Regions from separate parts of the Homo sapiens genome. Here all the other regions are linked to region 1. A link is a contact called in ENCODE Hi-C or POLR2A ChIA-PET data. All regions are on one chromosome and are shown on one strand. Each heading gives the region's core, a stretch centred on a gene start or an enhancer-like site at or near the end of the contact. The rest is flanking DNA. Distances are from core to core; before and after follow the strand shown. Region 1 holds the start of RGS12 (regulator of G protein signaling 12). Region 2 holds the start of TMEM128 (transmembrane protein 128). Region 3 holds the start of TNIP2 (TNFAIP3 interacting protein 2).

Evidence for each region. A loop is a pair of places that touch in the nucleus more often than their neighbours do. ChIA-PET counts read pairs that join two places held with the same protein, here RNA polymerase II (POLR2A). Pooled maps may share reads with other maps.
Region 2: a map of ascending aorta shows a loop between it and region 1 (4-fold over the local background). The contact joins the promoter of TMEM128 here to the promoter of RGS12 in region 1. A Hi-C loop is called at or near these places in 1 of 168 maps with a recorded cell type or tissue (ascending aorta) and 11 of 50 pooled maps. POLR2A ChIA-PET finds 5 or more read pairs at or near these places in 1 of 52 experiments (Caco-2).
Region 3: a loop to region 1 is called in a map with no recorded cell type, with 13 times the contacts of the local background. The contact joins the promoter of TNIP2 here to the promoter of RGS12 in region 1. A Hi-C loop is called at or near these places in 1 of 168 maps with a recorded cell type or tissue (ascending aorta), 2 of 37 single-sample maps with no recorded cell type and 19 of 50 pooled maps.

What each region holds. Positions count from the first base shown.
Region 1 is chr4:3,290,845-3,294,911 of GRCh38, forward strand. RGS12 (regulator of G protein signaling 12) reads left to right here and starts at 2,177. Exons shown (of 18, transcript NM_001394154.1): 1 at 2,177-2,255. RefSeq lists silencers at 1,483-1,592, 1,773-2,252, 2,263-2,312 and an enhancer at 2,966-3,551.
Region 2 is chr4:4,245,910-4,249,976 of GRCh38, forward strand. It overlaps TMEM128 (transmembrane protein 128), which reads right to left and starts at 2,314. Exons shown (of 5, transcript NM_001297551.2): 1 at 2,197-2,314; 2 at 293-434. The coding sequence starts at 2,293. RefSeq lists enhancers at 1,656-2,282, 2,585-2,694.
Region 3 is chr4:2,754,066-2,758,132 of GRCh38, forward strand. TNIP2 (TNFAIP3 interacting protein 2) reads right to left here and starts at 2,271. Exons shown (of 6, transcript NM_024309.4): 1 at 1,949-2,271. The coding sequence starts at 2,224. RefSeq lists silencers at 1,814-1,873, 1,894-2,413, 2,594-2,733.

The sequences.
Region 1 (4,067 bases), core at 927-3,426:
GACTGAATGAGTTTTGCTTAATTGGCAAGACCTACCTTTTCAAAACCTTCCAGCATGACACTTGACACCTTCTCTCCGTCTCAGGCAATTTCTCCCCACTTCTGGGGGCCCTGGCTTTCACGGGGATGGACTAGGGTGCTTCCTCCCACAGAAACAGCTTCTTGGGCCACCCCCCTGCTGGGCATGAGTTCTCTCACAGGCTCGGTGACCCCTCGTATGAGCTGCTCGTCCTCTTCCCCTACCCCTGTCCATGAGGCACCTGGAGGCCGGGCAAGTGTAGAGGAAAAAGCCAAAGGGAAAGAAGAGACCTGCAGGTGGTGTTTCCCCATCTCTCACTCAGGGCCACTTGTCCCTGCCCTGGAGCCTCAGGAGGCTGAGCTCTGCGGCCTGCTTCCTTCTGGCTTGGCGCTGCTCTGGAAGATTCCACCATCTGCGCATAGGCAGGAGCCAAGAAGGTCCACAGTTTTGGGGGGGCCAGGGTGGGGGCAGTTTCTTTCCTGGCTCTTTTTTTTTTTTTTTTGAGATGGAGTTTCACTCTGTCACCTAGGCTGGAGTGCAGTGGCACAATCTCGGCTCACAGCAACCTCCGCCTCCGGGGCTCAAGTGATTCTCCTGACTCTGCCTCCCAACTAGCTTCGACTATAGGCGCGTGCCACCACGCTTGGCTAATTTTTTGTATTTTAGTAGAGATGGGGTTTTGCCATCTTGCCCAGGGTGGTCTCGAACTCCTGAGCTCCGGCGATCTGTCCGCCTCAGCCTCTCAAAGTGCTGGGATTACTGGCACGAGTCACCGCGCCTGGCCTCTTCCCTGGCTCTCTCTGCTGGGTCATCAAGGGCTGGCTGTGTCCCTTGGCCATAGGTCGCAGCTCCTGTTAAGTATCTCTCTCTCTTTGTCTGGCTTCCTGTAACCGCTCTGGCCGCGCTCCTTCAGCCCTGCAGGTGAAAACAGTTCCCTCCCTGCTGTTACCTGTCCCAATTCAGCACCGCCCTGTGGCTTCCCGGCTCCCGGACCGCGCCTCTGCCAGCGGGAACCCTGCTGGACTCTTAATTAATTGTCCCACTGAGAATGCCATTGGTTTCCTCCTGGGATCCAAACTAATCACACAAGACTAGATGATGGAGAGCTGCCAAGAAACCATGGGGCGGTGGCGGGGACGGAGGGGAAGCGTTTTGAGCCCATCAAGGCAGGTGACAGGAAAGAAGCAAACCCGAGAGGGGCCGAGTCCCTGGGCGGGCGGCAGGGCTGGAGCGTGAACAGCAGCGACGGATGCGTCTCGAGGGAAAAACGCGGCGGGAGAGAATGAGGGGAAGGCAGGAAGGAAGGGGCAGGGAGACCCAGCGCCGGGGAAGGAAGACACGAAGAGGGCGAGGAAGGAACTCCGGCCTAAAGGGTGAAGGCGGCGGCTGGGACAGGGCCAGAGGCGCAGGCCGGGGCCGGGCAGCTCCTCCTCTCGTGCCAGCGGTGCCTCCGGTCCCGCCCTCGCTGCTGCCCGCGCTCCGGGAGGGGCAGACCCGCTGGACGCCGCAGTCACCGCGCCGCCTTCGCGGGCGTCCCGGGGCCCGGAGGGAACGGCCTTTCCTGGCTGTCCCCGTGGCTTCGCCGCGGGAACTCACGCCGCCCCCGAAGCTGCCGCCAGCTCCGGGCATCTGCCCAGCCGAAAAGCCAGGGCGCCGGGGCCTGACTCCCCACAGCCAGGTTTCCCGGGCACAGAGACCCAACGGGAGCGGGACTTCCTCGGACACCGACGGCGAAGGACAGAGACAGCCCAGGCAGGGGCGGCTCCTCCCGGCCACACCGACCTGCCCTTCGCAGGGTGTCCCGGGCCAGCGGAGGCAGAGAAAACCAGCTTGCGGGAACGCAGTCGCTCCCAGCACCAGGGCCGGGCCAGTGCGGGTACACACCGTGCGCACCAGCGCCGCCGCGCCCCCAACGGAAGTCCCGCCCCCGGCCGTGGAGGCCCCGTCCCTCGCTTCTTCTCATCCCTGCTTCCCTGGCAGTCCCGTTACCACGCTGTCCCGACGCGAAGGCCCTCGCCCCGCCCCGTGCCCCGCCCCCGCATCGCCCCGCCCCAACCCCACCCCCTTGGCCCCGCCTCACCAGGTTCGCCCCGCCCCTCTCCGTCCCCGCCCCTCCTCCGGCCTCGGCCCCGCCCTCGCCTCGACCCCGGGGGGCGGTGGCTGCCGAGGCGACCGTTGCGCGCGCGGGCGGTGGCGCGGGCCGAAGCGCCCGGAGCGGGAGCGAGCGGCGCGGCCCGGTAGGTGTGCGGGGCCGGGGCCGGGGCGGGGGCAGGGCGCGCCGCCTCCGCTCTTTCTTTCGTCTCCGGGGCGCGCGCCCGCGCCCTCCGCCTCCCGGCCGATCCCGGCCAGCCCTGCGCGGCGCCCGTCCCCTCGGGGTCGCCGCCCGCCCGCCCTGCCTTTTGTTCGCCGGCCTGACTCAGGCTCCTGGTCCCGGGCCCGGCGCGGGGCGGGGCGGGGCGGGGGCGGGGGCGGGCGGCGCGGGGCGCGGGCCTGTGGGGCCTCCGGCCGGGCGGGTGCGCGGCCTCCTGGGGCCCCGCGCTGTGAGGCCCGCCCGGGCCCTTGGCGGGACCCGCGGGGGCGGCGCCGGGCAGGGGGTCCCGCGGGCGAGATGCGCCCGGGAGCGCTGGGAGGGTTCCCTCGTCGGACTCCACGAGCGGCCGCTTTGTTAGGGCAGAAGCTGCCTTCCGAGACCCGAACTCCAGACGCACTGCAGCGACCTGGGGTCGCCTCAGCCGCGGTGCCGCGATTGTGCAGTGTAGACAGAGGGGTCCCAGAGCCGTGCGGTGTAGACAGAGAGGGGCCCAAAGCTGTGGAATGGGGACAGAGAGGGGACCCAGAGCTGTGGAGTGTAGACAGAAAGGGCGCCCAGAGCCATGGAGTATAAACAGTGGAGTGTAGACAGAGAGGGGGCCCAGAGCTGTGGAGTGTGGACAGAGAGGGGGCCCAGAGCCGTGGAGTGTAGACCGAGAGGGGGCCCAGAGCCGTGGAGTGTAGACAGAGAGAGGGCCCAGAGCCATCTAGTGTAGACAGAGAGGGGACCCATAGCTGTGGAGTGTAGACAGAGTCTCATAGCCGTGCAGACAGAGAAGGGGCCCAGAGCCATGGAGTGTAGACAGTGGAGGGTGAACACAGAGGGGGCCCAGAGCCGTGGAGTGTGGACAGAGAGGACCACCTGGCCTCTCACCTGCTTGGTCACTTGCTGGGAATGTGTCCCTGGGCAGGTGACCACCTTCTCTGTGCCTGAGTTTCCTCATTGGACCTGTCTTTGGAGCTGCTGCAAGGGCTAAGAGTGTCTTTGTCTGAAGTCCTCAGCGTGGTCCATGCCGTCCTGTGCAGGGCCCTTCTGAGGCCACAGGGACGTGCAGGATGGCCGGCAAGGCCTGCACAGAAGGGGCGCTGGGGGGCCTTCCCAGGCAAGGCAGCAGCCCCACCATTCACAGCAAGGAGACTACCAAGGAGGGCAGAGAGGCGGCTTTGGGCAGCAAGGGCTGCTGGGGTGGAGTCCTGCTGGCCTTCCCCTAGAGAAGGCGACGTGGGGAGGGCAGAGCAATTCTGAGTAAGGGAGAACCAGTTTATATTTCACTTTAGAAAGTAATTGTCACAGTGCGAAGTTTCTTCCCCTGAAAAAGCGATATAAAAAGGTCCATCGTGGCCAGTGCTTTTGGGGACTTGAGATGATGGGTATCCGGTGCCCGGGCCCTGCGTGGTGCCTCAGCTGGATGCTCTGCAGGTGGGGGAGGCCATGTTGGCTGAGGGCAGGGGCTCAGGCAAGGGCAGTGGGGTGGCTGAGCCTGCACAAGTTGGTGCACCCCTGTCTGGGTCTTTTTCTTAAAACTGCAAGTCCAGCCTTATCTCTGAGACCTCCTGAGGCTGGAACCTGCCATCAGACAGGCTTACAGTTCTAGCCCTGGTAACTGCAATGATGCGGATGCCTCTGTGACTGGCAGAGCAGAGGGAGGAGCGACAGGGCAGTGGTGACCGGAGGTCTCAGGGAGGTTGACAAAGACAAGGGCGGAGGAAAGGCCCCTCACGTGGACTGGAGGTACAGT
Region 2 (4,067 bases), core at 1,064-3,563, 960 kb after region 1:
ACAGGGGGAGGACACAAGACCTACTCTTAGAAAATTTCAAGTATACAATACAGCCTTATTAACTATAGTCACTATACTGTATGTACATTAGATCTCCAGACCTTATTCATCTTATAACTAAAAATATGTACCCTTTGACCCCCATCTCATATTCATCTTCGTATCACCACACCTCCAACACAGGGCCTGGCAGAGAGTAGTAGGTGCTTACTGTTTGAAGAATTCAACTAACAAAATATAACACGAAAAATCAGACTTGGGTTTAATTTACAAAGCAATAAAATTTTCTTACCTGCTAGTGTGGAAGTTTTCTTTAAGGGTTTTAAAGAAGTCAACATAATAGGTCACAACAATGGATGCCAAAATCCAGAATCCAGAATGGATATTAAGTCTTGGAAGAGGTTTCTCCTTTTTCTCAACAGCTGTGGAGGTTTCTGCAAATAAGGGAGATTTCAACTTATTAAGTTACCACAATTTTGCGAGGAAAAATTACACTTAAGCCAAATAAAATCATTTCCTAGAGCTAAGAAACAGTCTCTCCCATGATAACAAATCCTTCTGTAAAACCCTTGAGATAGGTTTATATTTACAAAAAATAAGAGCCCACTATAAAATATGGTCAATACAGTCAATTTATTTCCTCTAAATACATTGTGAAATCAAATTTACACTTTCATCGTCTTTCGGAAATAACAATGTCACCTGGAAATGTAAGAATTTTAATATTATGTTTCACATTTCTTCTAGGAAAGTAATTAGTCTTGTTAATTAGGAAAAATGCCAAAGGCAAACATTAGCGCATGAACTGGACTTGTGGTCTTCCAAGAACACTTTTATAACTAAATTTTTTTTTTTTGAGTCGGAGTCTTCCTCTGTCGCCCGGGTTGGAGTGGAATGGTTTGATCTCGGCTCACTGCAACCACCGCCTCCCGGGTTCAAGCAATTCTCCTGCCTCAGCCTCCCGAGTACCTGGGATTACAGGCGCCTGCCACCACGCCGGGCTAATTTTTGTATTTTTAGTAGAGACGGGGTTTCACCATCTTGGCCAGGCTGCTCTATTTGGCCAGGTTGGTCTCGAACTCCTGACCTCGTGATCAGCCCGCCTCAGCCTCTCAAAGTGCTGGGATTACAGGCGTGAGCTACCCTGCCCAGCCTATAACTAAATATTTTAGTTACTTTAAACACAGCTCAAAAGTGGAAACGGCACACCAGAGCTCTAGTTCCAGCACAGCACTGTCTAGACAGGTGATGGACAAGACATTTTTCCTGTCTGGAACGCAATCTGAAAGAATGGGTGGATGGGGGTTGGGTCAGATGGATGATTTCTATTAAGTTTTCCGGGGATTCTGACATGCCCTCTAGGTTCACGTGAGAATCAATGGTCCACATCTGAGGTTTTGGGCCTTTAGATGACCATCGGAAACCCTGGGAAGCATGTTCGTAATATTCTGGGATATCCTCAAAATGTATACATCATCATGCCTGGGCATGAGGTTATTCGTGTTTTTAATTTTAAAAGGTAATAAATGGACGTGGTTTTAAAACATATGAGATAAAAAATATCCAAAATGAAGTATCTGTCTCCCATCCTTAACCTCAGATCTAATCCCCAGAAGCAACCACCACTTACAATTTCTACTGAATTCTTCCATATTCTATGCATTCACAGGTGAACATACATCACAAGTTACCTGTTTTGTACCCAAATGGCGGCATACCATAGTGTTCCACACTTCCCTTTGAAAATCATCCCCATTGGTACATACGAGTCGACCTGATGTGTCAGGTATACATATACCCAAATTTACTTAAACAGCTTTCTGCTGACGGGCAAGGCAGATATTTCCAGTAATTCGCTATTACAAGCAATCCTGAAGTGAAACACTGCGCACATCATTGTACACTGCGGTACACGCATGTTTCTGGTAAATCCTTAAGACTTAAAACTGGTGGGTATTTTTAATTTTAATCGCTATTTCCAAATAGGTGTCAAATCAGCTCTCCAGAGAATTCTGAAGCGCAGCTGAAATGACGATGCACAGCACTCCGCGATTCTAAGGATCTTCCCTGACATTAAATATTCGACTTGCAAAGCCGAAACTCAGTCCTTCCAGACTGGGCCAGGGCTGCCGGAGGCCGGCCGTTTTCCGACGCCTCGCCTCTGAGAACCTCGGGGCGGCTTGGTGCGCGCCTCACCCGGCCCGGCGTCACCCTCGCGGTCCAGCTGGGCCTCGGCGTCCGGCAGGAGGAGGAATCGCCGCCGGAGCTGCTGCCGGGCCCGCGAGGAGTCCATCTTGGTACCGCCCCGAAATGCGACGGAAGTGACGTCAGACACAGCGCTTCCGGCGTCCGCTCCGGGTCTGGACCTCCTGGCGTTTGGATTGGAGACTGTGTTCTCTTCGCTGTTTAGTTAGCGAGCAGCTAGGGTGGAGTCGGCCTCAAAGGTTCCGCTCTCATGTCGGCAAGTGTGATTTGAATTTTAAAACACTGAGCTTTGCCGGTGGAAGAGTTCCCAAGTTTATTCCGACCTACGGAAGCCCAGGAGGACCAGGATTACCGCTGCCGCTGGATGCGTCCAGGGCCGGGATGCGCGACCGTGAGACGCTGCGCTTCCGAAGCCCTCGCAGGCTTCCGGGTGCCAGAGCAGGAGACATACCCTCTGTCCAGCCTTCCACTCTCAGCCCCCAGTTTTTTTCCTACTTTTGCTTTTCAGGAGTCGTCCAGCAAGACTTGAAAGGAGGAGAAAGGCCTGCTGGACAGGATGCTAGAGCCTGGCAGTGACCACTTGGGGGCCCTGGGCATTAAATAAACTTCTTGGGGCCCGTTTCGTTATTACACTTGGCTCTAGATTTGTTGTGCGTTTCAGTGAGAAGTACCTGTATGTGGTTCATGTGAGCCTCCTCCTCGCCACTTGTGAAAAATCCTCCCAGCCTGAACCGAGGGAACTAAATTGCTTTCCCAGCAAACTGCGGTTTTCCACACTGCTCACGCCCACAAACTGTGTGTTACGAGTTCACAACTTTTTCTTCGTCAATAATCCCGCGTATTACTCTCCCAGCCGTTTCCCAGCGTGTCATGTGCTGAGAAATGGTGGGCTTAGCCACGCAAACGTTTACTGAGCATCTACTATTTGGTAGGAGCTGTTAGGCACCATGCTAGCAGTGGAGATAAAGATGAGTAAGACATGGCCTTGCACGTGAGGAGCTCCTTGTCCAAAGAAAACCACAGAGGTATATTACAAGAAAACTCTATTTGTAAATGTATGAAAGCATTTCATCAATGCAGCCAACATTTTCTGAGCAGCTGCATGTGATAAAATGGTGAGGACAGAAGAATCTAGTAGAGGAAGCAGCTTCAATACAGTGCCATAATAAAAACACTGTACATGGGGCATAATAGAAACACTGTACATATAAAGGGCAGTTTATTCTGCTGCAGTGTGGGAGAGCAGGGAGAGTGGTTTCAGGTGAGTTGAATACAGGGGTGGAGAGCCAGCTACATAGGAAGTAAAATTTGAATTAGTAGGCACTGTTTAATATCTTCGATGTGTTGGGGTGTTTGTAAAAGGAATGTAATAAGAAATACTCAAGAAAAGAGTGCCAGCCGCGCGCGGTGGCTCACGCCTGTAATCCCAACACTTTGCGAGGCCGAGGCGGGCGGATCACAAGGTCAGGCGTTTGAGACCAGCCTGGCCAACATGGCGAAACCCCGTCTCTACTAAAAATACAAAAGTTAGCCGGGAATGGTGGCCGGCACCTGTAATCCCAGCTACTCTGGAGGCTGAGGCAGGACAATCACTTGAACCTGGGAGAAGGAGGCTGCAGTGATCCTGCCACTGCACTCCAGCTTGGGCAACAGAGTGAGATTCCCTCTCAAAAATAAAAATAAAAAAAATTAAAAAAAAGAGAGAAATACCAAATCCCTACTGATTTATCATTTCTTCAGCCTTTCTTCCCCCTTCGGAGCACAGGATTTAACAGCTGGGTGGATCATATGGCCTTTCTAAACAATACCTCCTTTATCCTGTTTTTTTTTTTCTGTTTTTTTTTTCTTTCAAGACTCCTAAA
Region 3 (4,067 bases), core at 1,021-3,520, 540 kb before region 1:
TATTTTTCAGATATTCAAAATTGTTTTATAATTTTTTTTCTTTTTTAAAAAGGGCATGTTTCTTTTTCTCTCTAAAATCAGGCTGTGGGGCCAACCCTGGAGACAAAAACTATCTTTCGCAGACTACTGCCTTTGCAGGCTTAGTTTCTTTCCTGGGCAAACTAGGATAATAGCCATGAATCAAATGGAATAATAGATGCCAGAGCTCACCCGAATGTTTCAGATGCTTGCAAATACTATTGCACAAAAAAACTGTTACTTATACTGCTGTTGTGGTGTTATAGTTTATCATCAAAAAACAGACATAAACATCATAGACAAGGACAAAGAGAAGAAAGTCAGGATTTGCGTCTTTTTTTGTTTGTTTTTGAGACGGAGTCTCGCTCTGTCGCCCAGGCTGGAGTGCAGTGGCACAATCTCGGCTCACTGCAAGCTCCGCCGCCCGGGTTCATGCCATTCTCCTGCCTCCGCCTCCCAAGTAGCTGGGACTACAGGCGCCCGCCACCACGCCCAGCTAATTTTTTGTATTTTTAGTAGAGATGGGTTTTCACCATGTTAGCCAGGATGGTCTCAATCTCCTGACCTCGTGATCCGCCGCCTTGGCCTCCCAAAGTGCTGGGATTACAGGCATGAGCCACCGCGTCCGGACCCTTGTGTCCATTTTTAATTTAATTTTTTCAGACAAGGTCTCACTTTGTCACCCAGGTTGGAGTGCAGTGGTGCGATCTTGGCTCACTGCAACCTCTGCCTCCCAGGCTCAAGTGATCCTCCCACCTAAGTCTCCCTAGTGGCTGGGAGCACGGGCACGTGCCACCATGCCCGGCTAATTTTTTGCACTTTTTGTAGACAGGGTTTCACCATGTTGCTCAGCCTTGTCTCGAACTCCTGGGCTCAGGCAATCTGCCCGCCTTGCCTCCGAAAGTACTGGGATTACAGGCGTGAGCCACTGCACCCAGCCTAGGATTTGTGTCCTTTATCAGACACGGGCTGCATTTGCCATTGCTCCCAGCATAGAGTTGAAGCGCCACTAGTGAAAGACACATGCATGGGTGAGGGCTGGAAGGGACTCTAGAACACAATATGAGTACACGACCTTGGACCCAAGACACACATGTGTGCGTACACACACACACCATACACACCCCTCAGAATGTGTCTCCCGCACACACACCTCAAAACACCCCTAAGAACCAACCGGAACATACACACTACACAATACACACAGAATACACACAGCATACACACACCCCCCTCGGAATGTGTTCCCACACACGAACCTCAAAATACCCCTAAGAGCCCACCTGAACATACACCACACACACACAGAACCCAAGAACTGCACCAACCCCCCTCCTCAGAACCCAGTGCCTCCTCACCATCCCCCAGGACCCAGTGCCCTCCCAACCCCCCAGGATCCAGCATTCGCTTATCCCCTTCAGAACCTTGCACCCTCACCCCGCAGGACCCAGAGCCCCCTCACCTCCACCAGCACCTGGTGACGCCTCAAACCCCCCAGGACCCAGCACACCTCAGCCCGTGGTGTCCCCTTATCCCACTCAGGACCTGGTCCCCCTCTCTCCCCTAGGACCCAGGGTCCCCTCACCCCCCAGAAGCTGTTGCCCTATCACCCCCAGGACCCGACGGCCCCTTACCCCCAGGACCTAGTGTCCCTCAACCCCAGGACCCGGCACCCCCTCAACCCCCAGGACCTGATGCTCCCCCAACCCCTCAGGAGCCGGGGCCCCCTCACCCCCAGGACCCGGCACCCCCTCAACTCCCAGGACCTGGTGCTCCCCCAACCCCTCAGGACCCGAGGCCAACTCAACCCCAGGACCCAGTACCCCCTCAACCCCTCAGGACCCGGGGCCCGCTCGCTCACCCACCCAGGACCCGGCGGCCGCCACACGCACTCTCGCTCCCGCAGCTCCTCTGGTACCCGCCCTCGTACCTGGCGCATCTGGGCCTCGGCGGCGCCGCCCTCCTGCCTTCGCAGCTGCTCCCGGAAGCGCGCAACCTGCTCCAGCAGCGCGTCCACTAGGGACGGCGCGGCGTCCCCCTCCAGCGCGGCCAGGCGGGCGCGGAGGCGAGCGATGAGGGCGTCGCGGGCAGCGAGCTGGTCCTGCAGGCGGCGCAGCCGCTGTCCGGCCTCGTGGTACAGGGTGCAGAGCGCGGCAGCTGCGCGCGGGGCCTCCTCCCAGCCGCCCGACCCCGGGTCCCGGGACATGGCTGTAGGCCCGCCCGGGAGGCCGCGCGGCCGCCGGCAACTTCCGCGCCCGGGCCCCGCCGGCTGCCGCCCTTCCCGGAACTTTCCCCGGTGCGCCCCGCCCACCCACAACAGCCCGGCCCCGCCCTCCCCCACGCAGCCCCGCCCCCCGCGCAGCCCCGCCCTTCCCCGCGCAGCCCCGCCCGACGGCAGCCCGCCCAGCCCCTTCTCGCCCGGCCCCACCCCTCCCACCGCCTACAGCCCGGCCCCGCCCCTGCCGTCCGCACCCGTCCGGGAGAGTTGGCCTGGCCCCCGAGGCTGTCCACACCCCAGCTGGTGCTGGGCTTATTCCAGTGGCCCCAAACATCCGCCTCTGAGGAGTTGTCGGAGAGTCGAACTCAGCCCAGGAGTTTGGGGATTCATCAGCCTCTGATGGAAAGGAAGGGCTTAACGACAACCCCCAAGCTCTGGAGCTAAGTGTGGGTCTGAATCTCCCCGCGAGGGTCCAGGCCTTGCGGCCACAGCAGCAACAGAAGCTCCAGGAGCTGAGCTCGCAGCGCACCAAGCACGTGGCATGTGTTCCGTCACCTGGGGACACTGAGCCCAGAAAGAGCTCCAACCCCCTGCCCCGCACGCCGCTTTCTTTTTTCTTTCCTTTTTTTTCTTCTTTTTGAGACGGAGTTTCGCTCTGTTGCCCAGGCTGGAGTGTAATGGCGCGATCTCGGCTCACTACAACCTCCGCCTCCCAGTTTCAAGCGATTCTCCTGCCTCAGCCTCCTGAGTAGCTGGGATTACAGGCGCCCGCCACCATGCCCTGCTAATTTTTTGGTATTATTAGTAGAGATGGTGTTTCACCATGTTGGCCAGGCTGGTCTTGAACTCCTGACCTCAGGTAGATCCACCGGCCTCAGCCTCCCAAAGTGCTGGGATTACAGGCGTCAGCCACTGCAGACGCTGCTTTGTAAGGTGGCTAGTATGGGCCCACGGGACAACCTTCCTGCTAGATGCTGTTCTTATATAGCAGAAGCAGCAGGAAACCAGCCCCTTCCCACCCTTTCGCTTTTCCATCCCTTTCCTTCCCCAAAATTCCCAGACAAACGCTAGTGTTTTTCCACAGCCCAGTCTTCCCCACAATGATGCCCAAGCACACATGGGGTCTTTCCAAGGTTCCCTACTCAGGATAGGGCAGGGGTCTTCCCTGTGTGTGCACTTGCCCACAGGCTCCGCCCCTGAGCAGCTTCTTGACTTTCTTCCCTTATGTGATCCACAGCCAAGCCTGAGCTGAGCCTGGGAAAACACAAGCTTGTAGAATCAGACAAGCCTATAAGCAAAGCCAGAGCCACCCAAGTGCTTATGGCCCGGACATTGGGCTACACAGGCCTGGCTTTGCTATGGAAGGCTCCTTCTTACTCATCAGAGCCTGGGCTTCCTCTCAGCAGAAGGAAGGGCAGAGCGAGTGCCCACCCTACCTGGTTGGGCTGTTGTGGGGACTAGAGGGTGGAGTGTGCATGGAATGCTTGTCCAGTGCAGTGGCTGCTGCACAGCAAGCCTACAGTCCCCATGGCTATGGTTACAAACAATGCCTATTGATTGTCTGGGGCATGAGTGGAAAAAACAAAACTGGACCCAGAGCTGTTAGAGGCTAATGTGTGGCCTGGGGCACGTCATTCCAGTGACCTACCTTGAGCCTCTGCCTCAACTGTAAAAGGTGCATGTGACAATCCACAGTCTCTCATCCAACAACAGCCTTGGGGTCAGGTGTGGTGTATTGTATTGTATTGTACTGTACTGTATCGTATTGATTTATTTTAGACGGAGTCTCAATCTGTCGCCCAGGCTGGAGTGCAGTGGTGTGATTTTTGGC